Regions from separate parts of the Homo sapiens genome. Here region 1 is linked to region 2. A link is a loop called in an ENCODE intact Hi-C map of the cell type or tissue named here. Cell type or tissue: heart right ventricle. All regions are shown on one strand. Each heading gives the region's core, and the rest is flanking DNA. Links, peaks and the distances in the headings are about the cores only. Region 1 overlaps MYO1B-AS1 (MYO1B antisense RNA 1). Region 2 holds the start of LOC107985833 (a long non-coding RNA gene).

What was found. Hi-C counts contacts between places; a loop is a spot of excess contacts. Peaks named below come from ENCODE experiments on the same cell type or tissue, not always from the same donor. Only the 100,000 strongest peaks of a DNase experiment are listed, where the experiment ranks them.
Region 1: a loop joins it to region 2, with 4 times the contacts of the local background. A loop is called at or near these places in 14 of 110 quality-filtered maps.

The regions. Positions count from the first base shown.
Region 1 is chr2:191,225,221-191,241,585 of GRCh38, forward strand. It overlaps MYO1B-AS1 (MYO1B antisense RNA 1), which reads right to left. Exons shown (of 4, transcript NR_186085.1): 3 at 6,647-6,757; 4 at 3,945-4,034. Among named protein-coding and RNA genes, the nearest start is that of MYO1B, 12 kb to the right of the region's middle. In heart right ventricle, for the core only: a CTCF peak has its summit at 6,885; no DNase peak of the experiment used is centred there; H3K27ac peaks cover 2,349 bases.
Region 2 is chr2:191,512,687-191,529,051 of GRCh38, forward strand. It overlaps LOC107985833 (a long non-coding RNA gene), which reads left to right and starts at 3,906. Exons shown (of 3, transcript XR_001739229.1): 1 at 3,906-3,977; 2 at 10,139-10,227. In heart right ventricle, for the core only: CTCF peaks have their summits at 9,127 (motif pointing left) and 9,329; no DNase peak of the experiment used is centred there.

The DNA.
Region 1 (16,365 bases), core at 5,818-8,317, 290 kb before region 2:
TTGCCATATTGCATTTCAATGACGGGTTTAGGAATGACTCCCTCTTTGGACTGTGAACACCTAGACAGCAGGCCCTGGATCCTGGCCTCTGTCTTTCCTAGCAGAGTAGCTCATAAACAGTAAGCAATCACAGGTGTTTGCTGGAAGATACAATAGCTATGGAAAGTGCCAGACCAAATGCTTCCCCCACCCCCAGAGTCTTGTATAATTACTGAGCTATCTAGAACAAATTCTAACAGCAAAATATTAATTCTTACAATCAACATTATAGAAGGTCATTTCTATTTTTAACACAAACTAATATTTACTGAGCACTTAATATGTGCCAGGTTTTGTTCCAGGGCTTTACGTTTTATTTAAACTACTTTATGAAGTGGATATTGCATCTTCTTTAACAGATTGGGATACTGAGGCCCAGAGAGGGTGCTGTGAACTCTGTGATTCCTGAGATTTTGTTAAGGTAAAGTCCTGGCTCTTTGTCCTTTCCTTTAACTACCGAGGCAGGAGGTGAGGTAGAAAAGCAACCATATATTTTTTTTTTTCTTTAGTAAAACATTTTGCAGAGCATCTCTCTTTTCTTTTCTGGAAAAACAAACAAAAGAAATTCTTGCTTCACTCATAATTTTACCCCTGCTGAGGGTTCCAAATGAGGTCCCTGGAAGGATTTCTCTCCTGCAGAGCCCTGTTCAAGGATGCAAATGAAGGTTACTGTACTCCACTGAGAGTCAGAACCATCCCAAGCAGTAACTATTTTTATTGAGAGGGATTTGAAATAGGCTTTTAATACAACATTAAAAATACATAATTCAAATCTCATCTGTGTGCATGAAAACAATGAAATCACCTGTGAAACCATAACATTATCAATAAGCTAAATAAAATTGAGAGTAGAGGACATTAAGAATTTAAAAACAAACTTGCTCTCAAAGAGAATATTTTATCCCATATGATCCATACTGCTATGTTCATGACATTTATCAATTATTGTCCATGTTGCCTACATGAGTGAAAGATATGTTTTTAAAATTAGAAAAGCCTTGGAATTACTTCAAGTAAGCTGATTGGAATCCTTCCAGATTCCACATGTGTTCCTATTGACCAGAAGTCTTCTGCCTTGGGAAAGTATTTTTATTTCCCTCTGCCGTTCTAGATGTCCTACAAAGACCTGTATTAGGATGGGAAGCATTTTCTGAATCCCAAAGGAGTCCCCCCATTTGCCTGAAAGAGACAGCTAAACCATGTGTTGAGAGAGGCCATTCAAGAAGATGATGTCTCAGAATAATTTTTTCAAACATTCTATGCATACTTTCTTCATTCAGAGTAACAGTTGCCATATGATAGATAAAATGTGGTTCTAAAGCGCATCATATCATTTTTCTTCTTCATACATCACAAAAGATGCAAAAAAATAAAAATGTCCCGTTTAAGAGAACAACTGCCTGGTACCTAGCCTATTTATTCTTTAAAATGTTTTCTTAAAGTTTACCTCCAGAATTAGACACAGAAACAGCAGAGGCCACTACACTGGCTTGAGATCAATTGCTACTCTTCTCTGGGAAAGTAAATTAATTAAAAGGAAGTGGGGAAAGACTAGGTCCTTGAAATATGAATTCTGCCTGATTTTCACTAACATTCCTGTAACAATAATAACCTAAAACACATTAAGTAGAAAAACTACTTCCATCTAGTGAAAGTATCTTCTGATGTACTAATAAGAATTATATGTGAACTATATGGTAAATTTTTAGGCCAATTAATCATAAAGGTAGTTGGTGCCTGCTCAGGAGTGCTTTCTGTAGTAAAACAGGCAGCCCTTCCCTGGAAAAATACTTTGAGAAATACTAACATTGTGGAACTTTGTTCTGGAACTGAGAACAGGATTTCTCCGGCTGCAACTTTTGGAGGGAGATGATGTTTGAAGGGACGAAATGAGAAGTGGAGTGCACTAAGAATGGCAGGTAATGCCTTCATTACACGCAAATAGTAGGCACTCATTAGATGTTTGATGAATTACATGTTGGAGAATGTTACTAGCGTTGTGTTTAGAGCCATTAGGGATACTCCAGAAGTAATGAGAATCATTTAATTCCCTTAGCTGTGAGTTTATCACTTCTTTCCTTCATTCATTTCATAAGTATTTATTGATGCTTACCATGTGCCAGGGTCCATCCCTGGGGCTGAGAATACACTATGAACGTCACGGACACTGGAGCTTATGGAGCCGACAGGCTAAAAGGTAGAGAGAAACAGGCCAGGCGTGGTGGCTCATGCCTGTAATCCCAGCAATTTGGGAGGCTGAGGCAGGTGGATCACTTGAGATCAGGAGTTCGAGACCAGCTCGGCCTATGTGGTGAAACCCTGTCTCTACCAAAAATATAAAAAATTAGCTGGGCGTGGTGGCAGGTGCCTGTAATCCCAGATACTCAGAAAGCTGAGGCAGGAGAATTGCTTGAACCTGGGAGGTGGAGGTTGCAGTAAGCCAAGATGGCGCCATGCACTCCACCCCGGGCAACACAGCAAGACTCCGTCTCAAAAAAAAAAAAAAAAAAAAAGGTAGAGAGGAGCAAAACAAAACAAAAAAGCACAATCATAAGCTAGTCAATAACCACAAGTAGTACAAATCTTCCTGGCTCTGGTCCTGTCTGCACTGAGATTAGGACCTGCACAATGTGAGAAGCAACAAAGAAGGCTTCTCTTGGGAGCTCTGCCCACCCTGTTCCCTGTCTTATGGGGCTGACCGGCCCAACCTTCAACATCTGAAGCACTCAGTTAAAAAATGAGATTTAGAAGAGGACCACAGCACTGGGTGCGGGAGGGGGGGGACCTGTCAGGATAATAAACACATGTTTTATGCTTCTGTTGAAAATACTCATTTAGGTGTATTAGGTTTTAGTTATACTTGGCCATATCTGCTATCAGAATAATCAGACAATTTAAAGTGAATTGGTTTCCTTGAGAACAATGGATTTATGACTGGTTCTGTAGAACAGTGATGATCATACAGTTCTCCTGACTTTCCTCTCTCCCCTCCTCCCCACCCTTTATCATCACTCTCCTCTGTTTTGCCTTATATAGTTTAGTGAAAAAACAAAGTCTGGAGTCGACATTTTCAATAAGCTTAGCCCATCTTATTCTCAGATATAGATAACTTCCACTTCATTTGTGGTTCTGTTAAAAGGGTGCCGTATTCCTCTAATTTTCTATGTTAAAGTGTAATAATTTGCTTTTGATATATAAGGTTTCTTTACCATGCAGAAGGAGGAAGCTTAAGTTTGGCTGCATCTATTCCCTGTGGTCCTGGTTAGGCATGCCCTTTGGGTATTATATATGTATGTTGAGGGAAGTCCCCGAGCAAGGGATTGCTTGAAACACTCTGAAGAGGTTTAAAATTAATTTTAACATTGCACCACATATTGGAGGACATAGGACATACTTTTTTTTTTTTTTTTTTGAGACAGGATCTCACTCTTTCACCCAGGCTGGAGTGCAGTGGCACCATCTCAGCTCACTGCAACCTCTGCCACCCCAAGATGATTAAAATCAGATGCCTAAAATCTGACTTTAGGCATTAGATTTTAAATGTCTGTGCTGTTGAACTGGAATTCACACTTAGGATTCAGATGTTTGGATATTATTGCACAGCCTGTGTTGAACCTATTTTGCAAGTGGATCCATTGTTGCATGTGTGAACCATTGTTACCTCTCCTATTAACCGGTGTGACCAGATCCTGAAGAACATGGGTATGGGATGGAGCCAATCTGGCAGCACTTGGGGATGGCTTGCTTATTCCTTGTTACTCCCCTGGGCAGGATCATGCAGAGTCGGATGATAGCAGAAAAGCCAGGCAGCTGTAGGAGAGCAATGCCAGGTGGCCCAGTTCCATGCCAGACAGGCGGAAGAAATGCTGTTGGAGCACACTAGGGTACAACTCCAGGCCACACAACGTAGGCGTGGCAGGCCGGAGAACACCAAGAGCAACAGACTTCTCAATTAGAAAGGAGGTGGCTCTTGTGAAAGAAATGTGTCTGTTTGTCTGTGAATTAATAATCAGGACAGAATGTCAGTTGTTACAATCAAAAGCTGTGGCTCAAATTAAAGAAAGGCCTTCACACAATGTAGAAAGAAGACTTTTGACACTTACTAAAGTGCATTGTTAACATGGCCCCTAGAATAAAATACCTCTGCTGGGCACAGTGGCTCATGCCTCTAATCCCAGCACTTTAGGAGGCCGAGGCAGGTGGATCACCTGAGGTCAGGATTTCGAGACCAGCCTGGCCAACATGGTGAAACCTCGTCTCTACTAAAAATACAAAAAAATTAGCTGGGCATGGTGAGAGGCGTCTGTAATCCCATCTACTCGGGAGGCTGAGGCAGGAGAACTGCTTGAACCTGGGAGGCGGAGGTTGCAGTGAGCCGAGATGGCACCATTGCACTCCGGGCTTGGGTGACAGAGTGAGACTCTGTCTCAAAACAAAACAAAATAAAAGAATAAAATGTCTATACACTCTGAAGAGATTTAAAATTAATTTTAACATTGCACCAAATATTGGAGGACATAAGATGTATTCACCTTTTTATAAAATTTTTTTGAGACAGGGTCTCACTTGTTTGCCCAGGCTGGAATGCAGTGGCACAATCTCAGCTCACTGCAACCTCTGCCTCCCTGGTTCAAGTTATCCTTCCACCTCAGCCCTGCAAGTAGCTAGGACCAAAGATGCTCACCACCATGCCTGGCTAATGTTTGTATATTTTGTAGAGATGGGGTTTCACCATGTTCCCCAGGCTGGTCTCGAGCTCCTGAGCTCAAGCGATCTGCCCACCTCAGCCTCCCAAAGTGCTGGGATTACACCGTGCCTGGCCATATTCACCTTTTAACTGCATATTCCTGTCATTTTTTAAAATTCCAGCGTTCTGTGATACAGTAGTTATCTAATGATTGTCTGGATGGTTCTGTCTCAGGGTCTCTCATGAGCCTGCATTTGAGCCCTGGACTGGGGGTGCAGTCATTTGAACGTTTGTCTGAATGCTTCTGAGATGGCTCACTTAACACGGCTGCTGGCAGGAGGCCTCAGTTCCGTACCACATGAACGTCTCCAAGGGTTGCCTTAGTATCTTCACAACATGGCGTCTGGTTTTTCCCAGAACAAGTGATCCAAAGAGCCAGAAGCCACCATGTGTTTTATTACTAATCATGAAGACACACACACACACCACCACTTCTGTCATATTTTAGAAGTGAGTCATTAGGCTAGCCCACACTTAAGTGATGGGTGGGAATTAGGTTCTATCTTTTGGAGGAAAAACTGTTGAAGAATTTGTGGACACATTTTAAAACCTCCACATATAGTATTCATCTAGGATGTCAGGAAATGTGGTGTAGTCAAGACTGGGTACAAGAATTATGAGACCCAGAGCAAAATAAAAACGCAGGACCCCTCTTTAAGAGTTTCCAGACAGTGGTAACAGAGCATTAATCCAAGTGTGGGTCTTTTGAGGCATTGGGCCCCGTGCTATGGCCCAGGTGCCACCCCAAGAAGCCAGCTCTAGCTATAGTGGTTAAGGGCATGAGCTTTGAAATTACGAGTTTGAGTCCCAGCATACAAATTTGAGTCCCACTGCATACAAATTATGTAACTCTTGGGAAATTAATCTAGCTGAAACTCAACTTCCATTTCTCTAAAAGGGGTATGATTAATTTATCTATCACTTCGGATTCTTGTGAGCATTAAATGAAGTCAGTATTGTGCCTGGCTTATTATTGTAGGCATTTAATAACTTGTCAATATTATAATGATTACCTTTAAGGAGCTTTAGTGGTAGAGAAGAAAAAAGGATTGAACTGATAACTCAGATTGGTGATTTAGCGGATTATCATAAACTCCTTAAAGTGGGAATAGCACCTTGTGCTCTCTGCAGTACCAACATCTCTTTGAATTAGCATGGATTCATGCATTCATGAATTTGAAAAATATGGCCTGCAAGCTACAACGAAAATGGCTAAGAAGATGTATTTCAGAAATGGCACATTTTCAGCATTCTAAAAGGTAGGACCAAAGCGACTATTTTAAGAAAATCCACATAAGAAGATCAATATTTCATTGGCTGTTGTAATATTAGGCATTTATCAGCACATTAGAAATGGTTGCCATGAACTACTTTCTATTAATAACTTGGTTGAGACTGAATATTAAACGGGAAACTTCTCATAGCAATATTCTCTTTGGGTGGCTCAAACAACAAAAACAAAAACTATTCCTGGATGAAGTCTTCATACTGGCAAAATTATTTCATGAAACACTTTATAGCTTCAGACAGGCCTCTGCTTCCTTTCTTATGCTGCTGAGCACAGCTCAGTAAAAGCCAGCAACAATCCTATGTCATTTGTACAAACTCCTCAGCCACAGCTCAGGTATGCCAGGGCGGGCGCTCTAGCAATCCCACTTTGAAGGTTCTATTTCAAACCAGATAACTGGCCTTTTAAAAGTTGATTGTTTTCATAAGGACTTTCTTCTATTAAGCTCTTAACCAAAGCATATTGCTGGGCCAAGACATCTTTAATCATCTGGCAAAATCCCATGCACCAGCCCATGAAGTAGAGTCCATGGAACCCAGGAAGTATAGTATGGGCTTTGAATTACTACTGACCTGCTGGGAGAGTTAATGCAGGTTCCAAAGGTGCTGCACCTGCCTCTTCTGAAAAGATGGTCTCATCAAAGATTTGAGTAAGGAAAGCAGGCAGAGGTGCTGGTTATTTATCTGGATGAGCAGCCAAACAGGAAACATTAAGAAATATAGCAAGAGTTGGGTTCTTTTCACAAACACATTAACATCAGAAAAATAAACAAGCCAACTTAAGTGTGATTAGAGGTTTTTTTCCCCCTTAACTCTAGGCGGCGTTGTGTTCTTAGCAATAGTCTTCTTTTTCTCAAAGAACTTTATTTATTCCCCAATCCAAAATTAGTTCCTTAATTTGAAACAGCCATAAACAAACATTACTAAAGAAATCCCTTGGGCTCTTTTCTCCCACACCCTATCCCCCCACACACATTTTTTCTGCTGCTTTGTTTGTTCTCAGTTCTTTTTCCCTTTGTGCTGAACAGAAGGGCCTGCAGTGATTTGGCTTTCTGAAATCCCTTCATAAGTTTCTTGAAAGATATTTAAATTCCATTTTGACAGGAGAGAATTAAATTCACATTAATTTCCATCAATAATGAATTCAATCTAAACAAACTTCAGTAACATCAAATTACGGATTTTAGTTCTCTACTGGTTCCTAAGGTTGCTTGCAGCTCTCTAATTCTTTTATCGGCCTATTCTAGCCTACTGCTGTTCCTGGAGTATGAATGGAGCCTCTAATCAGAGCAGCTGTCCCAGCAACCTTGGAGAGATTCCCTTGCACCTTTTCCTCCACTACTCCTCTTCTCATTTTCTTCTTTATTTTCAATCTTTGCCAACCCCCTTTTTCCTCCCTGTCTTTCTTTGTTTCACCTCCATTTCCCACTCCATATCAATGAAGAATCCCATAGTGATTTGGCTTTCCTCTTCAAACCCATCCCAACATCATCTTCATAAAAGGGAATGTGCTGGTGATGTCCCTGGTTGCTCTGGCCTTTCCCCTGCTCTGCTGTCTATCACAGGGGACTGCATTTTCCAGTTCCCTTGCCCTCTGGCTTCCACATAGGCTGAACCAAAGGGAAGCATAAACAGAAGACTGGAGAGTGGGAAGAGGGAGGAAGCCAGGGAATTTCACCTCCTCTCTGCCTGTTTTGATGGTGTCTCTGGCAGTGGCTGCTTCTCCTCTATGATTTTAGCTGCTGGCGAACAGCCCCTCCCTTCATTGTCTCAGCATCTGTCAGGAATGCCCCGCACTGTGCTTCTGACTTCTCCTATCTTCCAGGCTTTGGTAACACCATCTTCTCCCTGAGTTTCTCCAGCCCTGGGGGAGTTAGTGGCTTCTGACTGTTGTTATTCTTTCTGTTACCCCACTTCTTAATTCCTGGGTTCTGCTTCTTCCATCACAGGTATGACAAGTTCTTGGCCAGGCATGGTGGTTCATGCCTGTAATCCCAGCAATCTGGGAGGCTGAGGCGGGAGGATTGCTCGAGCCCAAGAGTTTGAGACCAGCCTACGCAACAAAGTGAGACCCTGTCTCTACAAAAAACTAAAAAATTATCCAGGTGTGGTGGCGTACATCTGTAGTCCCAGCTACTTGGGAGGCTGAGGTGGGAGGATTGCTTGGGCCAAGGAGGTTGAGGCTGCAGTGGGCTGTGATTGTGCCATTGCACTCCAGCCTGGGCAACAGAGCGAGACCCTGTTTCAAAACCAAACCAAACCAAACCAAACAAACCAAAAACACCAAAAAACAAGTTCCTGCATTAAACCCGTTTGAGACACCTACAGTGGTTTCTGTTTTCTTAATTGGGCCCTGACCAAAATAGGGGGTTCAAGATTACAAAAACATCTCAGATAACAGTTTTCTAGAGCGGAACGCTGGACAGCATTACTTTATTAATTTGCAAGTCACTTTCCCTTTCACTCCCATCTGAGTGGGCACGTCCTGTCTGCTTCGCACCAATGCTTCTGTACTCCAGTAATGTGTTTTTCATCATCACATGTCCAATAATTTTGAATCTCACCTGATAGCAGCATCCCCTGGCTTATAAATGTGGGAAATATTTGCTATGGAGGAGTGATTTGTAGCATTTTGTGAGTCAAAGGCCTTTTGGGAGAATCTAAGGGATGGTCAAAATGCTTTCCGCAGAGAAAAATGCACACGTACCATGATTGTGAGTGAGCCTGTGTACATCTATGTGTGTTTATGTGGTGCATACACACGCAACCACACACACTTTGGCATAAAGCTTGTCAATCCCAGATTCAGAACCCTACCCCTACCATGTATGGTCCTTGGCCATATAATATTCTTCTATCCTCATTCAGGATGCCCTGGGTGGTGCCTATTATGTAACTACAGTTTTATAAATAACTTAATTTCTTCTAGTTTACCTCCTTTTAAGTGATGAATTAAACTTCAAAACATGAAGTCTATCAGACACTATTTTTGTGTCAGACACTTTGGACTCACCCTAAGGAAGATAGTTCCATGTTTTACTTGTGTAAAAAGATGTCTCTATAGTGATATTGAAGGATTCTGTATGTGAAACTGTAATTTCCTCCTGCTGTTTTAAGATATTCCTCTTTCTTATTGGCACCACATGAGATAAAGTTCGGTGACTGGGGCAGAGATTTATGAAGTGTTATTGTTGAATATATGTGTATGTTGCTTTCCTGTGGTGAAAGACCCATAACCCAAGACTTCCATTTTGGGATTGATTTGGGGCCTAGTGTAACATGTATGCTGTAATAAGCCATGGCAGATGCTGTCTATTTACTTCCTGCTGTCCCATGTGGGTTTCAGAGTGGATAATTTTGCTCATTCTTTTGGCCTTTGCTGTGGCTTGTCAAAAACTGGACTCATGTTCATAACTCTGAGAAGTGCTCAGCTGTGAAATAAGTACTGAAAAGATGAAATACAATTGATCCTGAGTCATTGTGATCATTCAAGCCCATGTAAGCAAGAAATAAGTATTTAAAGTGTCCCAATAAATCTTCTCTTTGAGCTTAAACATTTAGAAATTTAGAATACTTATAGACTGATTTCTGCAGGAAAATTAAGAAAAACATATGTGTTGGCTCTGAAGTAGAGATAGAAGTTATTATGAAACATTAGTGATAAGTTGAGTGGGGTCAGCCTAGTGCATCTGTTTCTGCAGAAGTGGGAATTCTTTAGCATCAAGGTATGAGAGTGTATAGCAGAAGTACAGGAGATGTCAATTAATCACTGTCTAGAAATAAAAAATCAGCTTTATTTTAAACAGTGTAGCTATTTGTTATATTTTTGCTTTTTACAACTATTATGCAAAAATTATTGGGGTTTGCTATAAGAAGATGGGGCAATCTTTCAAAGTGAGTGATAACAGCTATGAAGGAGCCATGAAAGAAGATACTGGAAACACTTGGTATTCATTCATTTGTGCACACATGCATACATGCATGCATGCAACAAGCATTATTGAGTGCCCACTATATTCCAGGACTTAGGTTACACACAGCATTGGAAAATAAATAGACATGATTCTGCCCTCAAGTTTGTCTCAGTGTAGTGAAAGAGACTGATAATTGAATAGGTAGTTTGATCATGGTGTGATATACTCCATGATGTAGGCAACAGAATTTTATCAGAGCACTGAATAAGTGCTCTTTTCTTGTTTGGGGGATCAGAAGACCTTTTCAGAGGAGGTAATGTTTTCTGTCTCAACTAAAAATACAAAAAAAAAATTAGCTGGGTATGATGGTACACACCTGTAATCCCAGCTACTCAGGAGGCTGAGGCAGGAGAATCGCATGAACCCCGGAGGCGGAGGTTGCAGTGAGCCGAGATCATGCCACTGCACTCCAGCGTGGGTGACACAGAGAGACCCCATCTCAAAAATAAATAATAAATAAATAAATAAATAAGAAAGAAAAAGAAAAAGAAGGCAGTAGGATGCCAAGTGTCAGAGGAGTCAAATGCTACGAGGACCCAAAACTGCCTTTAAGATGTGGCAACTGGTGGGGCGCGGTGGCTCATACCTGTAATCCCAGCAGTTTGGGAGGCTGAAGTGGGAGGATCACTTGAGCCCAGGAGTTCAAGACCAGGCTGGGCATAGGGAGACTTCCTCCCTACAAAAAATAAAATTAGCCGCCAGATATGGTGGCGTGTGCCTGTAGTCCCAGCTACTTGGGAAGCTGAGGCGGGAGGATAGCTTGATTCTGGGGTTGTACCACTGCACTGTACACAAAAAGCCTTGGTGACAGAGTGAGACCTCATCTCAAGAAAAAAAGAGAAAAAGAAAAAAGAAACGATGTGGCAACTGACAGATGATCACTGCAGACCTTGGCAAAATCAGTTTTAATGTAGTCATAAGAGCAAAGGACTGGGGTGTGAAAGTGAAGTGAGAAAGTAGACAGAAACCATATACTAAACTTTAAAAAACTTGACTGCTGGGTAGAGAGCTGTTAAGATACAGGCTTCTTTTTCAATAAACATACAAATTTCACTTTGTCACCCCTAAATTCTGATCAGATAGAGCCCCCTTCTCCCAGAAGATCATAGCTCAAATTTCTGGATACTTCCACCTACCAAACTGATTTCTTAAAACTTTACTTATTTATATTATAAAAGCAATCTTTTTTTCCCAAAAATATATTTATCATATAGTATACTATAAAGCGTCATCCAATACTTAAGACTTTGATATGCCCATCACACACTGAGGTTACTAATGAAGATAGAGTTCACCTGGACATCTCAGTGATAGGGGTAGGAGGGGGTATAATCTTTAAGTTCCAGAATTTATTTCAAAGGCAAGAAGTTATGGATAAACTATTGAACAGAAACCAGGTAGAACTATGTTGTTTGCAATAGCAACTAGCTTAGGAAACAGCTGGTTTGGAGTTTGAAGATTTCATATGTATTGGTTTGGGCTGCTATAATCAAAATACCATAGGCGGGGTGACTTAAACAATGTTTATTTCTCATGGTTTTGGAGACTGAGAAGTCCAAGATTAAGTCATTGACAGATCTGGTGTCCAGTGAGGGCTTGCTTCCTGGTTGGTAGGCAGCCACCTTCTTGCTATATCCTCACGTGGCTGAGAGAGTGAACGTTGGTTTTTCTCTTCTTATAAGGAAACTACTCCCATAATGGGGGTTCTACCTAATCACCTCCCAAAAGTCCTACCTTCTAATACCATCCCACTGGGGGTTAGTGTTTCAACATATGAATTTTGAGAGGACATAAACATGCAGTCCATAACACCATATATAAATCCTCACATATATGTAGTGGGCCAGCCATTTTTGAAGGCTCTAGCAGATACATGCACCACCCCCTCCCCCATCTCTATCAGCTCTACCTAAAATCTTGACTTTATTCTCTTTTTTGCATTAAGGCAAGCTCATCAAACTGGCCCAAGGATCTTGGATGCATCGCCCTTGGCAGATTGTGTTTCTTCTTTGAAATTCTCCTTTGAAGTGGCCCTCATTGCCAACCACCAAGCCTGCAATGGGGAGACTTCCCCCAGTACTCCTACCGATGCCTCCCACCCTGCCTACTACCTTGGACACATGACTTCATGATATGGAAAGAAGAATCTCTTCTGGAAAAGAGTGCAATAAAGAAATCCAAGGACCTGCACTCAAAGCAAATGTTCTCCGTGGGTGATTAGTATAAACCCTCATTCAGCATAAGTTGGTTATTAGATTTGCCAGTCTCTAACATGACCTAACGGGAAAAATCACCAAGTACTGAAATGTTCTGATGGAAGGGTATTAGAAAAAACCACTCAAGCAATATTTATTTATTTATGTTTTCAGTTGGGCCAATTCAGAAAAACAAAAATTTGCAGGCCACATATTTTGTCCAAGATGAAAATAGCTTTATTATTTTTTCCTGATTATAAAAATAATACTCATTTATTATTACAAAACTTGAAAGTTATTTGTATGAAAAGAAGTAAATATAGCTTGAAATCTGAAAGTTCATAGTGGGCCACAGTTTAAAAGGCAATTCAAGTAGTTTCTTTTTTATTTGATTGGCTAGAAAAGTGTTGATGAGTGACTTTTAGTTACTAAATTTTGAATATTTGAAATTCAATATTTAAATGTTTGAAAAAGAGGACCATAAAGGCCGTTTTCTAATCTTTTACTCAGAATTGAAATCCTGGATTGTGCTGTAGCCCTTGAGCCCCAGGTTGCACATTACTGATTTAAAAACACTTGGAACGACACGAGAGGTCAAGAGGGCTGGTGAGGCCTGGGGGAGCCTGGAAGCAGCATCAGGGTCCTCGTTGCCTTGGGACTGGGGGGACGTTACAAAGGAACAGGGAGTATATCCAAGAAGACAAAGACCTGAAGCTAGACCCTACCTTCTAGGAAGTCACAGACCATGACCGTCATGTTTACCATCTTGTTGTAGTGACAGGGCTAGCACAGGACTAAATAGATACTCAGTAAATACTTCTTGATTTAGGACAAATTTTATCTACTTCACTCTTTGGCCCTGGGGTAGTGGTGCCTGATTACAAGTCACTAGAATGGAAGAAGTCCTCAGGAATACTCAGTAAATACTTCTTGATGTAGGACAAATTTCATCTACTTCACTCTTTGGCCCTGGGGTAGTGGTGCCTGATCACAAGTCACTAGAATGGAAGAAGTCCTCAGGGTTGAGACTGTTATATGTCTGATAATCTAGAACAATTACAACACCCATCAAAGTTACCCAGTGGGACTAAAAGTATTTAGGCACCAAGGAACTTATGTACCAAAAATAAAGAGATTCTTCTTCCCCTGCCCAGGGTAAACCTTCAGGGTGATAGCTGCTTTTGACTGATAAAGATTTATAAGGCAAACTATAAAATTATAAAACATGATTTTCAATTTAATGAAACTGTGGACTTGAAGAAACATGCAGGTCTTTGAAGGAACCCCTCAGGGAGTAGATAAGAGTTTTGAAGAGACTAGGAACGAATGACTTTTTGAAGCAATTTATAGACCCAATGGCCCTGAGGGGAAAACGTTTGGGGCCTATGTGCTGTGTCAAGATTATCTCAGGTCCAGACTCAAGATCTATGGGAACTTTGTAGCACTCCCAGTCACTGAGAGGGGGGCTGGGGACAGATGAGGTTGGGGCCTGGCAAGAGGGCCCATAAGAATGTAAGACAAGCTTCTGCTCTCTTCTCTTACTCATATTGGCATGAATGGGTTTCAGGAAAAATACCCAGAGTATAGCATGTGTCTAATGGGAAGGATTATGCAGGCATCTTTATTTAGCAAAGGCCATGCTTGTCTTGGGGAGTTGGGTTGCTTGTCAACACCCTGACCTCCATGGTATGAGTCTTCCTCTGCATGAGATGGGCTGTGCTTTGGTGCTACTCTCTATAAACTTTTTCCAGCTTTATTCAAAGTTTAAGAACATCATTCCTGCAACTCCATCAGCAAGAACTGCTTTTGTCCTACCTTGCGCTCTGGAAAGTCTTTAATGAGATATCTGAAATTCTTGGCAGAGATTATAGGCTAACTTGATTTACCTAACATAATAATAACTCATGAAATTAGTTCCTCAATCTAACACTATTGAGTACTTTCTATGTTCTTAGGCTCTGAGAACACAATAGTGAACCAAACTCCACCCTCATGGAGTTTCTCATGTCGTACAGATGTCAAGATTGAGAATGCAGCTGAAATAATGGGCAACTAACCTTTTGCTTATATTTCTAATTTAAATTTTGGTTTATTCTGTCAATGGTCCCTAAACCTAGAGTTATGCCATTTTGGTTGTTAATACAATAGGATATTTTTGAGTTACACACAATTATCTTTCTCTACAGCATTTTCATATGCTAACACCTGTGATGAATGTATGCACCAGATCAAATATATGGATTTAGTTTTAGGGACTGAAGCAGAAACAGACTATTACGTCATATGTTTGCTAAATTACTTTTCATTTGGTATAGGTGGCCAATATTTTTTTTCCTTTGCCATAATATTTGCTTTTCCTTGCAGTACTCCTAGGGTCTCCCCAGCAATGAGGTGACAGCTCCCCAGTTATCATTAGAAAAATGAAAATGATTTTTTAAAAAGATTGGGAAAAAGTCTAGCCATTTTTCAGATTGATTTATTGTTTCACAGCTAGGTTTTGCCATCATAGTACTAACCTGCTGTAGCATGAGAAGAAATAAGAGACAACTATTTTACTAGTTGAAATGACAGAATGCTAAATTATAAAATGTCAAGGGAAAAAATTTAGGCAATTTAAATTTCCTGGCAATGGGTCTATAATTTATTTGTGGCTCAGAGTACTCTGAGCTGTAGAGAAATGCATTTTGTGGAGAAAAATTATACTTTTTCACTGCCTGATTTTAGTGCTCAAATTACATTTTTTTAAAATAAAGAATTGTTTTTGATTTTCAAATAGTCTAGTACAGTACCTAAAAGGGACCCTATTTGTGAGCTTTTCAAATTACTCTTTTTATCCTCAAATAGCTTTAGTAAATTTTCTCCCTGCCTGGGATAAGTTCCATCGGTCTTTTTACCTTCAAATATTCTTGATGTAATTTATCTATAGTTTGTTAAATACTTAGAATAAGAGTTGTGTTTTTACCATTGAGTTTTGGACACCGACAATGCTATAGAAACATTTTTTTTTGTAATACCTAATCTGAATTTCAAATAATACTTTAAACATGAAGCACTTATTTTTAAAGCACTCTTTAAATATATTTTAAAATATTTTATTTTGTATGAAGCTATTTAAGAAATAGCTAACTCAGTGCTTACTGCATTTGGAGGACTATCCTAAACTAAGAGACATATGCTAAAGAAATAATACAGTACACTTGACCCTTGAACAACTTGGAGATTAGGGACGCTGACCCTCCATGTAGTCAAAAATTCACGTATAACTTTTGACTCCCCAAAATTTAACTAGTAATAGCCTACTGTTGACATATCAGCCTTATGGATAACATAAATGGTCTATTAACACATATTTTATATTGTATCATATATTGTATTCTTACAAAAAAAGTAAGTTAGAGAAAAAGGAAATGTTATTAAGAAAATCATAAGAGAAAATATATTTGCTACTCATTAAGTGGAAATGGATCATCAAAGTCTTCATCCTCATCCTCTTCATGCTGAGTAGGCTGAAGAGGAGGAGGAAAAGGAGGAGTGGGTCTTGCTGTCTCAGGGGTAGCAGAGGTGGAAGAGGTGGAGGAGGTGGAAAGGAGGCAGGAGAGGCAGCCACACTCAGCGTAAGTTGCCTGCCTCAGCTTCACCATCTCTAAAATGGGATTATAATATAACCTACCTCGTTGGGCTGCTGTGCAGCTTCAACGAGTTAACACATATGTAGAGCATTTAGAATATTTCCTAGGATAGTCAGCTCTCTAAAACTGATGTTATCTCAGTCCTGGTGTTTTCGAACTGATTGACTAGTTTTATCTCGAGGCCTACTATCTAGTTGGAGAAGTCAAACATCCAGAAGAGGATGAATAAAAAGATTTCATGACCTGGGGCAAATTAATAGGTACTGAGAGGATGTGGCATTCAGATGCTACCATACGAAAGAAAGCAGAATCTAATTCAAGATGATGGTCAGGAATAGGTGAAAACCGAATTTAGTTTGAAAGGATAAGTAATGCCTGGGAATAGTGACCCACACCTGTGATCCTAGTGCTTTGGGAGGCCAAGACAGGAGTATCACTTGAGGCCAGGGGCTCAAGGCCAGCCTGGGGAACAATAGTGGGACTCCTATCTCTAC
Region 2 (16,365 bases), core at 8,057-10,556:
GATGGACAGAATTACGTTGCCTTAATAATGAGACACTTAAGTGCCAGCTGTCATACAGCATGGCAGCCCTACATGCTAACAAAGCCTTCATTAAATGGTTTGCTCCCAATAATTTGCCTGCTCTTTTTGCCTTTCTAGCAACTGACAACTTGGCCCCTCCACCCCTCCTTCCAGACCTTCCGTGGACACCCTTAATCACTGCAAGAGCAGCCTGTGCCGTGCTTGGTGAGATGGTAATTTTTTTAATCCTACATGTCTTCATATTATTTTTATGCCCTGTTTCAAAAGTTTTTAAACGAGGTTGGTAGCTAACATTCTGAGCTATCATTCATTCCGTGGCAAAATAATAATTGCTAATTTTCTTCTTCAGAGAACCAGAGCTTTATCAGGAATAACATTATGCAAATCACTATGCAAATGCCAACCAGAAAAGTACAGTATCTGGAAAAAAAGTTCAGATAAAACCTTCAGAACACATCCTAAGTTGGCTGGAAAAAAGAACTGAACATTTTAAACTATAAGGTCACCATGGTAGCAAAGGGAATTTATTACTAATAAGAATTTTGCAAGAAAGCTCTGCACTTAAAATAAAAGAGGTAGGGCATGCCTTCATATTTATTCTAGCTTAATTTATTTATGACATTATGGTTGTCTTTGCCAACTGTTAAGTCCCCTTGGGGTGGGACTCTTCGTTGTTTGTGTGGTGTCTAATGGTTCAAAATGCTTCATGTTCAAACTTCTGAGCTTAAAAAAAATCCTCTATTTTTTCTACTTTCTATATATTTTCTTATCATTAGTATTTTAAACTTTCTCATGCTGAATCTTGTTGGAAGAAAGTTCATGGAAATACTATAGAGAAAAATGCTCAATTCTTTCAAAACATAACTTTTAAGGTATTGGTAAAGAAATTGTGTCTTTTGGGGAGGCCGAGGCAGGCAGATCACGAGGTCAGGAGTTCGAGACCAGCCTGGCCAACATGGTGAAACCCCGTCTCTACTAAAAATACAAAAATTAGCTGGGCATGGTGGTGGGTGCCTGTAATCCCAGCTACTTGGGAGGCTGAGGCAGGAGAATCATCTGAACCCGGGAGGCGGAGGTTGCAGTGAGCTGAGATCATGCCATTGTACTCCAGCCTGGGCGACAGGGTGAGACTCACAAAAAAAAAAAAAAAAAAAAAAGAAAAGAAAAAAGAAAAAAACAAATTGTGTCTTTAAAAACTATACATTATTCCTCAGGACACACCCCTTGAAACACCTGGAAAGAAGCCTGGTTTCAGCATAAAAGGAACTCCAACACTGTTTATTTCACGTGTGAGATATGCGTATATTCAATGACCAAATAAAGGAAAAGTTATTATTTAGTAAGCTTTTTGGTAATAAACAGGAACTTTTAAATTTTATTCTGTCTTTTTAAAAGACCAATTATTTAAATTTAAGAGAAGAGTATTTGAAAGGCCTTCACTTTAAAATTTACATAAGTAAAATATATACCCAAATCTGACCAATATGATAGCCAGAGGAAAACAAAACCCAAAGGCCTGCCAGGCATGGTGGCTCATGCCTGTAATTCGAGCACTTTGGGAGGCCGAGGCGGGCGGATCACCTGAGGTCAGCAGTTTGAGACCAGCCTGGCCAACAAGGTGAAACCCCATCTCCACTAAAAATACAAAAATTAGTCTGGCGTGGTGGCACATGCCTGTAGTCCCAGCTACTTGGGAGGCTGAGGCAGGAGAATCGCTTGAACCTGGGAAGTGGAGGTTGCAGTGAGCCAAGATTGCACCACTGCTCTACAGCATGGGCGAGTGAGACTTCGTCTCAAAAAAAAAAAAAAAAAAAAAAAAAAAAAGGAAAAAACCCAAAACAAACAAACAAAAACAAAATCCGAAGGTCTTTTTGCTTTAATATCTCACTTGCCCTGACCTCAAATCCCCAACATAAAATCCCTTTCTATGATGCAAATCTTCTGTCAGAAGGTGTGGACATACTGCACTAGAGTCAATCAAGCTGGGCTGCCCACATCTGAATCATGGGGTGCTTACTGAAAAACGCAGATCCTTGGGCCCCACCCAGCTCTACCGAGTCAGGACCACTATGTCTGTGTGGCCTGAGATTTGCATTTTCAGCAGAGTCAGCACTCTAAAGTGCTAATATTATACCATGAAAAATTAGGAAGGGCTAATTTATGAGTTCCCTTATAGAGGCCCCTTCAGGAAGGAGACAAAGAAGAGTTTTATAACGGGAGGGTAGGGGTGGTGGCAGGGGGCGATGGGCCTCAGGGAGAGTTCAGAGATGGAAAGGGGATCAAACATGGAAAAGATAGAAGGTGGAAGCTCTTGAAGAAAACTTCAGCGACTTAACTCCTTTGTCCAAGGCTAGACAGCCACAGAACTTCCTGGGGTGATAGAGCTCTGTACCCCACATCCCCAGGCTTTGGTGTCTCATGACACTGAACAGAACCCCAGCTACTACCTACATTAATTAACAACTGTGAGCCTCAGTTTTCCCATATGAACTGGGTATAAAGTAGAGTTTTGATGAGGATTAAAAGTAACTCAACCAGGAAGATAATTTAACATGATGGTTAAGGGTGTGGTTTTGGAGTTGGGCTTCCAGGCTTCATGTCCCAGCTCCAGCATTTACTACTTGTGTGACCTTGGCAGGTTATTTAAACTGTTTGCACCTCAGTTTCCTCATCTATTTACTGATGCTAAAAAAATTAATATATAGCCCTTTTTTATATAATAAAAAAATTAATATATAGCTAAAAAAATTAATATATAGCAGTTGGGGGGAGTAGGGGTTAAATGAGAAAATACATGTTACAAATCTGTAACAGTACCTAGCATATAATGAGCAAGTCAATAAATGTTACCACCTCTCATCATTATTTCATATATAAAGCAGCTGGCACCTGGTGGGAATTTAATAAATGATAGCTATTATTAGTAGAAATAATCACTCCTGGCTTCAAGACAGGCCAAAACCCTATTACATAATCCTGGCTGAGTCCCCATGCCTTGTTCGTAGTCTGTCATAACAGTGCCATTGAGGTTATTTGGGATAACATGTGGTTAGGACAGTTATTGTGCAGTGGTATATGCACATATAACTGAGCAGAGAGGTTTCTGAATGTTTTATGAAGGTGTGTGGGTGGAGGGGTCGAGTGCCCTGGGGAAGCTGCAGGAGCCTCTCTCCCTCCTTCTGCTTGGAGAACCTGGCAGCTGTCGCAACAGCAACAGCAGAGAGATGGACCTTTTGGAAAGTAATGGACACACTAGAAAAATATTTGAAAATCCATGACCTGTACTTATTTGATTCAAAGCCTATCATAGGAAAAGCCTATCACATTCCCTCAGGAATCTGTTGTTGTTATTTGCCTGCTCACCACAGCAAAGACTACTTCTTTTTCAAGACTTGAAACAATTATAATATATGTATATTTTTTTCTGATGGGCACTGTGTTTTAAGCTCTCTGTTCTTAAAATTTACAAATTTGTATTTGCTGCCCAGTTCTTTATTCTTTGTTGCCACATAAATCCTGCAATCTTGGTAGAAAAATAAAGAATACAGGAGAGCTGTTTGACCTTTGCTCCTTGCTGGGCATTGGTGTCATTTATAGTTATTAGAGTGGGGACAGAACGGAACTCATTGATGACTGAGCGGGTGGGGAGAGAAGGAGGAATGGCAAGCGGGGAAGGGAAAGGAGAGGGAGGAGAACACAGATTACTACAAGAATCTCATGTTGTGCTTTCACTTTGGGCAAGTATAACACTAGTAGTCCTTTGTGGGAGCTCGAAAAGGCACATGGGGGAAATAAGTCTCTGGAATAAACAGTATGACCTTGGCTGCATGGCTCTACTAACTTGGTTTTGCAGAACTGAGATAAATGGATACTAGTGAATTTGCATCAATTCCATTTAAGGCTTTAAAAAGACATATGGATAACATTATTGGCTACAGACCCTTAAGAAAACTAAGGTAAGTTCCTCTCAAGGCTCAAGCTAAGTCTTGTAGCGGGTAAAAATAGAAAGCCTTAGGCTGAAAAGCTGAAGGTCTCTATGTTACCATTGCTGAACCATTGGTTTACTGGGCAGTAGGGCTGGGGATCAATCTAAAAACCTGTCAAGCATGGTTCTTTTTAAAAATAAAACAAGGCCAGGTGCGGTGGCTCACGCCTATAATCCCAGCACTTTGGGAGGCTGAGACAGGTGGATCACTTGAGGTTAGGAGTTCAAGGCCAGCCTGGCCAACATGGTGAAACCCCATCTCACCTAAAACTACGAAAACTAACCTGGCATGGTGGTGTGCGCCTGTAATCCCAGCTACTAGGGAGGCTGAGGCAGGAGAATTGCTTGAACCCAGGCGGTGGAGGTTGCAGTGAGCCAAGATCGCACCACTGCACTCCAGCCTGGGTGACAGAGTGAGACTCCATCTAAAAATAAAATAAAAATAAATAAATAAACACATAAGTAAAACAGACAGCCTGCTTGTTCTCATGGAATACATGACAACAGTAAGCAAACGTAAAAATGCACAGCATAAACCACAAAAATTTTAATTAATAAAAAATGTAGTAAGAGAGGAAGTAAGAAGACTTGCTGTCAGTGTAAATATTCTAAAAACAGTGCTTCTTTAGATCAGGCTAAAATTAATGTCACTACTAAAGTTTCAGACAACTTAGTAATTTGGGCTAAGAAATATTTATTGAGCACCTACTTTGTGCTGGATACTGTGCTATACCATGGGTATATAGTGATAAACAAGGAGATAGAGGCTGGCTTCAATGTAAGGACCTTACACTCTAGTGGGAAAGATTAAAAAACAAACAAACAATGATGCAAATGCAGGACCCATAATGCAAGAGTACATGGCACTTAATAGGTGTCACTTTGGGAGCCCTCTACTGATAGCTACAGAGAGTGTAAGCTGTTTTCGAAGAATTAATGATCAGAGAGATCATCTTGAAGACAGCATTTAAGTTGGACCTTAAAGGAAGCTTAAAACTTCAACAAAGATGTGGAGGGGAAGTTCTTCTCAAATGAGGCACAGCAATGGTGGATACCTCTGCTTAGCTGGGCTGCAGGGTGTGTTTATGAGAGAAGTGAGATGCCAGCTGGTGTTACATTGAGTGGTTTGGACTTCATGGAGAAATACTGAGCCACCAATATTTTTGAGCAAGAAAGTGACGTGATCAAAGAGATAATTTAGGAAGCATAATCTGGTCGAGTTGGGCAGAAGGATTGTCAGGAAGGGGGTTGGAGGCTGGAGATCAAACAAAAGGGTGAAGTCAGAGGCTCAGTGGGAATGATCCAGTCCAAATAGGATATAATCCATTGAAACAGAAATGAAAGAAACTGTTAATAGTCAAGTTTTATGGTTTAGAAACTAAGATGTTAGTAAAGAAAGTATTTGATTACCAGCTTGACAGTGTCTAGGTAGCTTTGCTACATTCTGAGACTACAAACTGCTTGCTCCAATCAACTCAGTAAAAATAACTGCATTTCTAATATTTTTATTGTTCAACTAGATCCTCTGTGACAGCATCTAAGGGGAGCATAAACCAAAACCTAAAAATACATGCATACCATTTAGTCTGTTTTAGGAACATTTTTGTACTTGTGTGTGTGTGTGTGTGTGTGTGTGTATTCAGTAATTTCTGGGCGAGGAGCTTAGGTAGAACAAATCAATTTGAAAATGGCAATGTTAGCCTTGCCAAGGTTGGCTTTTTAAGAAGATTATGAACCATTATTTGGGAGGTTATTCTATTTTTTTTCCTGAAGTACAACTTCTTATTCCCGAGGAAAAATATTAAACATTCTGATAATGAATTATGTGACAGACGAGACTTACAGCAAGCTGTTCTGCAATTCGTGCCACAGGAGAGTGCTGTTACCTGTGAACAGTCTGACAGACTACAGGAAGAACTTGGCTTAAGTCTCTCAAAGAAAGAAAGAAAGAAAGAGAAATTGGAAAATGAAGTTTGAGATACTGGCTTTAACTTACGATAATAATGGGTATTCAAAATGGAAAAGAAAACTTGGAATTTTGAGAGGTGTGGAAGGGAGAGTTTAAGCATATGATACAGGCTACTTCAATATATATCATTCCTTATTCATTGATGCTGTTGTTCCCCTCTTTTCTCTACAAAGAGTTACAAACAAGAGAAAAATTAAAGAATTGACAACCAGGGCTTAGCCACTTGGTCATAGTCCATTGTGCGAGCATATGCTCCATATAATATTTATGAAGGATGATATTTGTAATTGGTAGGAAAATGATCTAGGGTGCTGCTATGAATTAGAAGGTGCATGTAATTAGGGATCTATTTCCCTGAGCAATTATCATTTTACAGGTAAAGGTCTGGTCTGTAATCTGAGGTCATTAACTCTTAAATACAATGCTGCTAAAGAAGTCTTCAGAGTTTTCACTCTCAAAGAGGCTGTCTTGAATCCTTCAATTTAAATACGGCTTTCCTCCCATTGTGCTCTTTTTTTTTCTTTTTTATGTGTCAGATGTACTCTCTTTTCTAGAAAAGAATTATCTATTACTCATACTATTTGCTTAACTCTCTCTTTTCCAGTTAGTTGATAAGTTTCATGAGGCTCTATATCTAGTCATCTAGCTGCGACCTCCTCTCTGAGCTTCATATTTCTTTTCTTTTCTTTTCTTTTTTTTTTTTTGAGACAGAGTTTTGTTCTTGTTGCCCAGGCTGGAGTGCAATGGCACAATCTTGGCTCTCCGCAACCTCCCCCTGCCGGGCTCAACAATTCTCCTGCCTCAGCCTCCCGAGTAGCTGGGATTATAGGCACCTGCCACCACGCCCGGCTAATTTTGTATTTTTAGTAGAGAAGGGGTTTCTCCATATTGGTCAGGCTGGTCTGGAACGCCCGATCTCAGGTGATCCGCCCGCCTCAGCCTCCCAAAGTGCTGTGATTATAGGTGTGAGCCACCACACCCGGCCTGAGCTTCATATTCTACATCCAGCTGCCAACTCAACTTTTCCACTTGGATATTTAATAATCACCTCAAATTTATCATGGCCCAAACAACCCCTCACCCCAAGCAAACCTGCCTCTCCCGCAGACTTCTCAGCTGCAAACCCAGTAGCCATCACTGACTGCTCTGTCCTTCACACGCTATGGCTAGCCCATCAAGAAAGAAGTCCCTGTCACTCCAACCTTCAAATATGCACTGAGTCTACCTGCTTCCCATCATTTCCACTGCTACAATCCTAGTACAACCACCATTTTATCTCTGCCATTACCTTTGCACTTGCCTCCTTGGCAGAGGGATACTTTAAAAGGGGAATCAGTTCAAACAGAGGGATACTTTAAAAGGGGAATCAGTTCAAACCATTTCCCTGCTTAAAAAACTCCAGTGGCTTCCTATTACAGTCAGAGTAAATTCTAAGCCCCTTACCCAGTCTGCCAAGACTCTGTGGTATCTGACAGCATCTGTCACTTTCTCCTTTATTCACTTCGGTGGGCCAGTTGTAATAGCCTTCTTTTAGATTCTTAGAGAAGCACAGAGCCCTTGCAAGCTTCTTTGTAGAACTTTCTCCAGATCTAGTCTGCCTTATTTGCCATAGTATCTCCAGTACTAGAAAGAGTGGCTAGAATGTGGGAGACACCAGGCCGGGCACGGTGGCTCACCCTGTAATCCCACCACTTTGGGAGGGTGAGGTGGGCGGATCACCTGTGGTCAGGAGTTCAAGACCAGCCTGACCAATGTGGAGAAACCCTGTCTCTACTAAAAATACAAAATTAGCCAGGCATGGTGGTGCATGCCTGTAATCCCAGCTACTCAGGAGGCTGAGGCAGGAGAATTGCTTGAACCCGGGAGGCAGAGGTTGCGGTGAGCCCAGATCACGCCATTGCACTCCAGCCTGGGCAACAAGAACAAAACTCCTTCTCAAAAAAAAAAAAAAAAAAATGTGGGGGACATCAGTACTTGTTGGCTAGAGGAATGAATAAAATTAGCATTGTGGAAGTCAAATATTATAGTCAAAGTATTATCAAGACCAGGGCAAATCCAGATCACCTAGAAAACTGAGAAAAATGGAAGAAGGAGATGTTATATATATGAGAAGAGATATATATATATGAGAAGGTTTATACAGAAGATATGTCTTAATATGATAGGAATCCATTGTATTCTAGAGATTATGTTATCATAAGAAACAATATACTAACAGTTTTCATAATTCTTTAATGATAATACTGAAACATTCCTTAAGACAAGAAGAGGTAATATTTAAAAGTACATTCTAAGTCCATTTGTGCCTGATTTTTGCGTAGACGACTCATAATAACAAGTATTTTGCATATAAATTTGAATGTGGGAAAAGTATAGGGGCATTGCAAATGAGAAATGTGACTATTCAGTGAACGTTTGAATGCGTACTGATGTAAATGGTGACAGCATACAAGACCACTTTCCAAATCAAGCCCCAAGTCAAATGCCTTTTTAAATGAAATTAAATGTAAACAAAATACTAGTTGCAATGTTGGACAACAAAATTATATAATTAATCTTCCACCTTAGGCTATTTCTTTGTCAATAGCACAATCTTCTACTCTTTCACAAAGGTCTGACAATTGACTTCTTCTATGGTTGAAGAAGGCCTGTTACCAAATGAGCAAGCCTATTTATTGTAGAATTTAATTCAACTTTCTTGCTTGCCCATTAAGAAACACATACAGAAAACTTTCATAAAGAAACCTTTTAACTTTTCTTCCCTAAGGATTGCTATTAAAAAGCACACCAAAGCAAGGAAGATTTGAGCTATTTTAAAATATGTAACCCATAGTAATGAATTAATTACCATATAATACTTAAAGCTTTGATTATTCGTACATGAGAGCTTCCATTATTAATGATTGCTTATGAAATTAATCTTTCTAATTTCCATTATGATTCAAATTAACTTGATTAGTTGGTCTCATGATTCACATTTCTATCAACCTCTACTTTTAATTTCTGAAGCATGAAATGACATAAAATGTCTTTGGGGGGAAAAGCACTTAAAATTAAGATTTTACTTTGATGTAGTAAGTAAATGAATTGAATTAGATGAATAGCAATTGAACTTTGTTTTCATTCACACACTGTCCTCTGGTGTTTAAATGTCTACATTGCATGTTAAAATGAGAACCCAAGATCAAATGCAAAAAGTTAATAGCTTCTTGCACTTAGGAAGGTCCGTTTAACTTTGTGTTTGGTCTAATAATTGTCTGCCCTATCAAGATTGTGAGTAAATGGATAAAAAATTCAAATGACTTGATAAAAACTAAGCTCAGTGCTTTCTAATAATACAAACTGCAGGTTTATAGAACATATATTTATGCTGACAGGATACAGACTACCTTTTTAAAAGTGCACATGGAGATTTCTTTTAAAGTGAAATCATTCAGTACTAAAGAGTTCACTTCATTTCCCCCCTACATTTTCTCACTTAAGACTCTTCACTAGAGGTTTTGACAAAGGAGAATTTAGTGATGGTCTAGTGCAGCCATCAGGAGCAATTAGGCCCTGAATCAGGGCTTCGTGCTCATTTTGGAATTCTGTAATCCTAGCAAATATTTCCCAATTGCTTTAATTTGATCATTTTTTCCAACACCTTCTCTCTCTTGATTTAAATTGAAACCAGAGTTAAAATTTTCTTAATGTTTTTTGTTTCAATTTAGTTTACAATTTATATATGTGTGTGTGTATATATACACACACACATATACACACATATACATATGTACATATAAATACACACACACACACACACACACACACACATATACCTTACATGTCTCATTTTAAATCTTTTGGATTGGCTGGAGTCTGGGCTTGTGGATTTCATTGTTTTTTAATTTTTTGAGCAGTCTTTTGCCCCATTGTCTTCTAAGTGATGACTGTAATCATGCTGCCTTTTCAAATGTCATGAATCTAATTTTATTTGTTTAGTAGAGTTGACTGAGGAAGCCTGGTGAGGTCCATGACCAGGGTCTGGAAAATGATAAATGTTAGCCTCAGGGAATTTATCATTTTATGACAATATGTTCACTGAGGGAAAGTCATTCCAAGTAATTAGCATGATGCCGTCAGGGAAAAGCTACTTTTTGAGAGCAATGATTTTTTTTTTGCAGGTAAACGTATTTATCTGAAGCTGGAAGAACACTTTCAGACATAATGGGAGCATTCCCTCATGGAGCATGAGGGTGGCCTAAATGACCTTGTAAGTGATTGTTGACACGAGGAGTCTGTGACCCAGAATATGGTTTTATAAATTTCCCACCGCAGGGCACTGATGAACGACACCCAGCAAAACCTGGACACGTGATCTCCAAAACATGGGAAATTTACGCTTGGAGTGATTTATGCCCAGGAAAATTAGGACTAGCAATCATTTGATGCTGGTTCTTGGAGGACCTTAAAGGATTTAAACACTGAAAAATGAATGCATCATACAGGTCACTGCCTCAATATATTACAGCCCTGAAAATTACACTGGGATGTTCTGTTTTTGAAGTCTCATGAGGGCAGAGGGCATCCCTGGCTTTGCCCACTATCAAATTCACTGCACCTAGCAAAATGTCTGGCATGTAATAAGCATTCAATAAACATTTGTTGGAGGACTGGATAGTGAAATTTGGCATGGTAAACCAAAACTATTCAGATTATAATATTTTAAACTTTCCACTATTGATTATCTATCTTTTGTCTGTCTGTCCATCCATCCATCCATCCATCCATCCATCCATCCATCCATCCTTATATCTAGAAAAAAGACTACTCTGAAATTTGTGAGAACTAATATGAATGGCTTCATTTTTTATAAATAAAGGACTTACACCGGTCAGGCGCAGTGGCTCATGCCTGTAATTCCAGCACTTTGGGAGGCCGAGGCGGGCAGATAGCTTGAGCTCAGAAGTTTGAGGCCAGCCTGGCCAACAGGGTGAAACCTTGACTCTACTAAAAACACAAAAATTAGCTGGGTGTGGTGTCTTAAGCCTGTAATTTCAGCTACTCAGGAGGCTGAGGCAGGAGAATCATTTGAACCCGGGAGGCAGTGTTTGCAGTGAGCTGAAATCGCTCCACTGCACTCTGGCATGGGTGACAGGGAGAGACTCCATCTCAAACAAACAAACAAGCAAGCAAACAAACAAACAAACAAAAAACTTACTAAAGTCTTTAGCTAAAGACTCAACAAAGAAGTTTAAGAACAATGCCTGCTGCCTGACTGGCATGGATGAAGTCACTGTGGCTTGAGGTCTGGTCCTCAGCTTGACAGATTCAGATCCTGGATTTTGTGGCTCAATTGCTGATGTTACTATTACCTCAAAAATTTGCTATTACTACCAATAATAGGTTTTTGTTTGTTTGTTTTTTTTTTTTTTTTTTTTTTTTTGAGACAGGATCTCACTCTGTCACCTAGACTAGAGGGCAGTGGTGTGACTGTAGCTCACTGTAACCTTGAATTCCTGGGCTCAAGTGATCCTCCTGCCTCAGCCTCCTGAATAGCTAGGACTACAGTTGCATGCTACCATGCCCGACTAATTTTTAAAAAATTATTTGTAGAGATGAGGTCTCACTGTGGTTACCCAGGCTGGTCATGAACTCCTGGCCTCAAGTGATTCTCCTGCCTTGGCCTCCCAAAATGCTGGGACTACAGATGTGAGCCACAATATCCACCTAATAGGTACCATTTATTAGGGGTTTAATAATCTGCCAGGCTCAGTGTCTTAAATCTATCACCTTATTTTATCCTCACAACAACTTCCTGTGATCAATTTTATCATTGCTATTTTTTTTTTTTTTTTTGAGATGGAGTTTCACTGTTGTTGCCCAGGCTGGAGTGCAATGGTGTGATCTTGGCTTACTGCAACCTCTGCCTCCCGGGTTCAAGCAATTCTCCAGCCTCAGCCTCCCAAGTAGCTGGGATTACAGGCATGTGCCACCATGCCTGGCTAATTTTGTATTTTTAGTAGAGATGGGGTTTCACCATGTTGGTCAGGCTGGCCTTGAACTCCTGACCTCAGGTGATCCTCCCACCTTGGCCTCCCAAAGTGCTGGGATTACAGGCATGAGCCACCGCACCCGGCCATCATTGCTCTCATTTTTATAGATGAAGAAACTGAAGTTCACAATGGTTAAGTAATTTGCTCTAAATTACACAGCTATACTGAAATAAAAACAAGAAAGCCAATCTTACAATAAAAAGAATAGAACTTAGGTATTACAATAAAGACATTTTAAGAAATACTTTCAATATAGTCAGAGAAAAAGAAACACCAATTCAAGGTTACAAAAATTGTAGTTTAGCTTAAATATCCAGTCTTCTCAGTGTGTCTCTGTGACTACAAACCCAAAAATCTACTTCATGAATGTGAAGCCCCGGTTCAGTGGCTACCTCTGCCTCTCGATAAGTCGTGGGATATTAACTGTTTCGGAAAAGGCAGCCCTGAATCTTCCTTCGCTACTGGAAGGCCACTGACTGCTTCCCTGTCACTGCTGTAACTTCTCAGTCCTTTATTCTGGCCAGACTGGGTATGGACCCCAATCTTTGATTAGCTTTAGCAACACTGTGGAGAGTAACATGAGTTGGATAATGTGGCTTGCCAGATACTGTTTGCATGCTTGAGCTTGGAGCCATCAGTAGGAATGTGGTGTAGATTCAGTCTGGGCCTGTCTCTTTGTTCAACTTTCCTTAACTCTTACTATTTAGGAGGACGCTAAGCACTCTAACCCCAGGCTTATTGTATTAGGAACCCCCTGGGTTTGGGTTCAAGTATCTTTATTTAAAAGCTTCCCTAAAAGACTCTTATTTTTTATTTTTTTATTTTTTAGACAGAGTCTCGCTCTGTCACCCAGGTTGGAGTACAGTGGCACAGTCTTGGCTCACTGCAACCTCCGCCTCCTGGATTCAAGTGATTCTCCAGCCTCAGCCTCCCAGTAGCTGGGATTGCAGGCGTGTGCCACCACGCCCAGCTAATTTTTATATTTTTTAGTAGAGATGGGGTTTCGCCATGTTGGCCAGGCTGGTCTCGAATTCCTGACCTCAGTTGATCTACCTGCCTCAGCCTCCCAAAGTGCTAGGATTACAGGCGTGAGCCTCCGCGCCTGGCCAAGAGACGATTATTCTAAGTGAGGTAACTCAGGAATGGAAAAACCAAACATCGTATCTTCTTGCTGTTATGTGGGAGCTAAGCTATGAGGATGCAAAAGTATAAGAATGATACAACGGACTTTGGGGACTTGGGGGCAAGGGTGGAAGGGGGACTATAAAAGACTACAAATGGGATACAGTGTATATTCCGTGGGTGATGGGTGTACCAAAATCTCACAAATCACCACTGAAGAACTTACTTATGTAACCAAATACCATCTGTACCCCAATAACCTATGGAAAAAAATTTTTCAGAAAAAAAAATGAAAGCTCCCTCAAGGATTCAGAGCAACTAGATTGTGGAAACACAAGTTAAAAACCTTGAAATCCAGGCCTGAAAGAGTGAGGTCAAGGGACAGAGTGGGGAGAGAGCAAAGGTGTCCCCTGCAACACCACCACCCCTGCCTAAGACATACCCAGTTACCTAACAGACACCTTCCTCTTTCTGTGATGACTGACACCAGGAGGCTCCCTCCCTCCAGGGAGACCAGACTAACCAAGACCTAAAGTCATCTTTACTCACAACACCATTCATACAAACACTTCTTTGGGAGAAAATCATACAATGACCGTCATCATAATAGTCACTGACCACTTACTCTGTGCCTGGCATAGTCTAAGTGCTTACAGATATTATCTCAATTAATAGACTATATATGTATCTATATTGATATATATGATTGTATACATAGATTATTATACAGAGATACACGGATTATGTAGATATAATAACTTATGTGAGGTCAGGGTAGGGTTTTGGGTAGGGAGAGAAGTTGTTTTGAGACACTAAATAATGAAAAATAACACTATTTCCTTGTTTGTTTCCTTTTTATGTGCCTCCCACTACACTTTGAGAATAGTGAGCTCAGGGACCATGTCTGTCTTACTCACTGCTCTATACCATGTGCATATTGCAGTGCACGGCACACTGGAGGCCCAAAGATATGTATCAAATGCATGAATAAAAGGGAACTAAAATGCTGATAAAAAGTGTACTTTTACACTGATAAAAAGTGTATTTTTTGTGAGAAAACCTAAATGGGAAACCAGATTACATTCAGATTCAGAGCAAAGAAGGTTATTTGGAAGATACTGTTGGCTGGTAGCACCACACAATGATGCCATCCATCTCTTTGACCATTTCTGCTAAGAGGGATTGTGATCAGCGCACCCTCTTTCCTGAACATAAATGTGTTTTTGTTTTGTTTTTAAATAACAACTTTATTTACATACTACACAATCTACCCCTTTAAATTGTACAATTCAGTGGTTTTAATATATTCACAAAGTGACACACCCATCACCACTCTCTAATTCCAGAACGTTTTCATCACCCCAAAAAGTACCCCTTAGCAGTCGCTTCTTATTTGCCCTTCCCCTCAGCCCTTGGCAACTACTAATCTCCTTATTGTCTCTATGGATTTGCCTATTTTGAACACTTCATATAAATAAAATTATATATGTTCTTTTTTGTCTGGCTTCTTTTTGAACTTAGCATAATGTGTTCCAGATTCATTCATGTTGCAGCATGAATCAGTACTCCATTTCTTTTTATTCCCATGTACTATTCCATCATATTGACATACTGCATGTTGTTTATCCACTCTTGAGTTGATGGACATTTGAGTTGTTTCCAATTTTCAGCTACCATGAATAGTGCTGCTAAGAACATTCATTCACATATGAGTTTTTGTGTGGACATGTATTTTCATTTCATTTCTAGACATGGAATTGCTGGGTCACATGTAAAACTATAGGAACTATCAGACTGTTTGGTAGAGTGCCTACATCTTCTTAACAATCCCATCAGCAATGTATGAGTGTCCAATTTCTCCACATACTTTTTTTTTTTTTTTTTTTTGAGACAGAGTTTCGGTCTTGCCACCCAGGCTGGAGTGCAACGCCATGATCTCCGCTCACTGCAACCTCTGCCTCCCGGGTTCAAGCAATACTCCTGCCTCAGCCTCCCAAGTAGCTGGGATTACAGGCATATGCCACCACGCCCAGCTAATTTTTGTATTTTTACTAGAGATGGGGTTTTGCCATGTTGGCCAGGCTGGTCTCAAACTCCTGACCTTAAGTGATCCGCCCACCTCAGCCTCCCAAAGTGCTTGGATTACAGGCATGAGCCACCTTGCCCAGCCACCATATACTCTTCATTACTTGTTATTATCTTTTTAATTTCAGCCATCCTAGTGGTATCTCATAGTGGTTTTATTTACATTTCTCTAATAAGTAATGGCATTGAACATCTTTTCATGTGATTATTGGCCACTTATATCTTCTTTGAAAAAACATCTATTAAATCTTTCATCCTTGGCCAGGCGTGGTGGCTCACCCTGTAATCTCAGCACTCTGGGAGGCCGAGGCAGGCAGATCATGAGGTCAGGAGTTCGAGGCCAGCCTGGCCAACATGGTGAAACCCCGTATCTACTAAAAATACAAAAAATTAGCCGGGCATGGTGGTGGACACCTGTAATCCCAGCTACTTGGGAGGCTGAGGCAGCAGAATCACTTGAACCCGGGAGGTGGAGGTTGCAGTGAGCCAAGATCGTGCCATTGCACTCCAGCCCGAGCGACAGTGCAAGACTCTGTCTCAAAAAAAAGTCCTTCATCCATTTTGTAGTTGTATTATTTGTCTTTTTATTGTTGAGTTGTAAGTGTTCCTTATATATTCTGAATGCGTTATTGAGTTTATGATTGCAAATACTTTTCCCCATCTTATGCATTGTCTTTTCACTTTCTTGGTGGTATCCTTTGAAGCATGAAAGTTTTAAATTTTGATGGTGTCAAATTAATTAAGCTTTTCTACTGTTACTTGTACTTTTGGTATTGTTCTTAAGAAACCATTGCCTAATCCAAAGTCAAAAAAATTTACGCTTATGTTTTCTTTGGAAAGTTGTATCATTTTAGCTTGTACATTTAGGCCTATGATTGATTTTGAGTAGATTTTTATATATGGTATAAACAAAAGTGGTTAAACTCACGGAATTCTTTCTTGCTGAAACTTCCAGGCTCAAAGTGGACCTTTTTTTTTTTTTCTTTTTTTCAGTTTACCTGATCTTTCTTCAGATCTGCAAATCTCTTTTACAAAGTCTTAATTACTCAATTTCTTTGTTCTGCTCTTCTGGTATGTTGACAGAGAAGTAGGCTGATTACTTCTGGAGATTGATAACTATGTTCATCATGTGTTGACTCTTTGAGAGA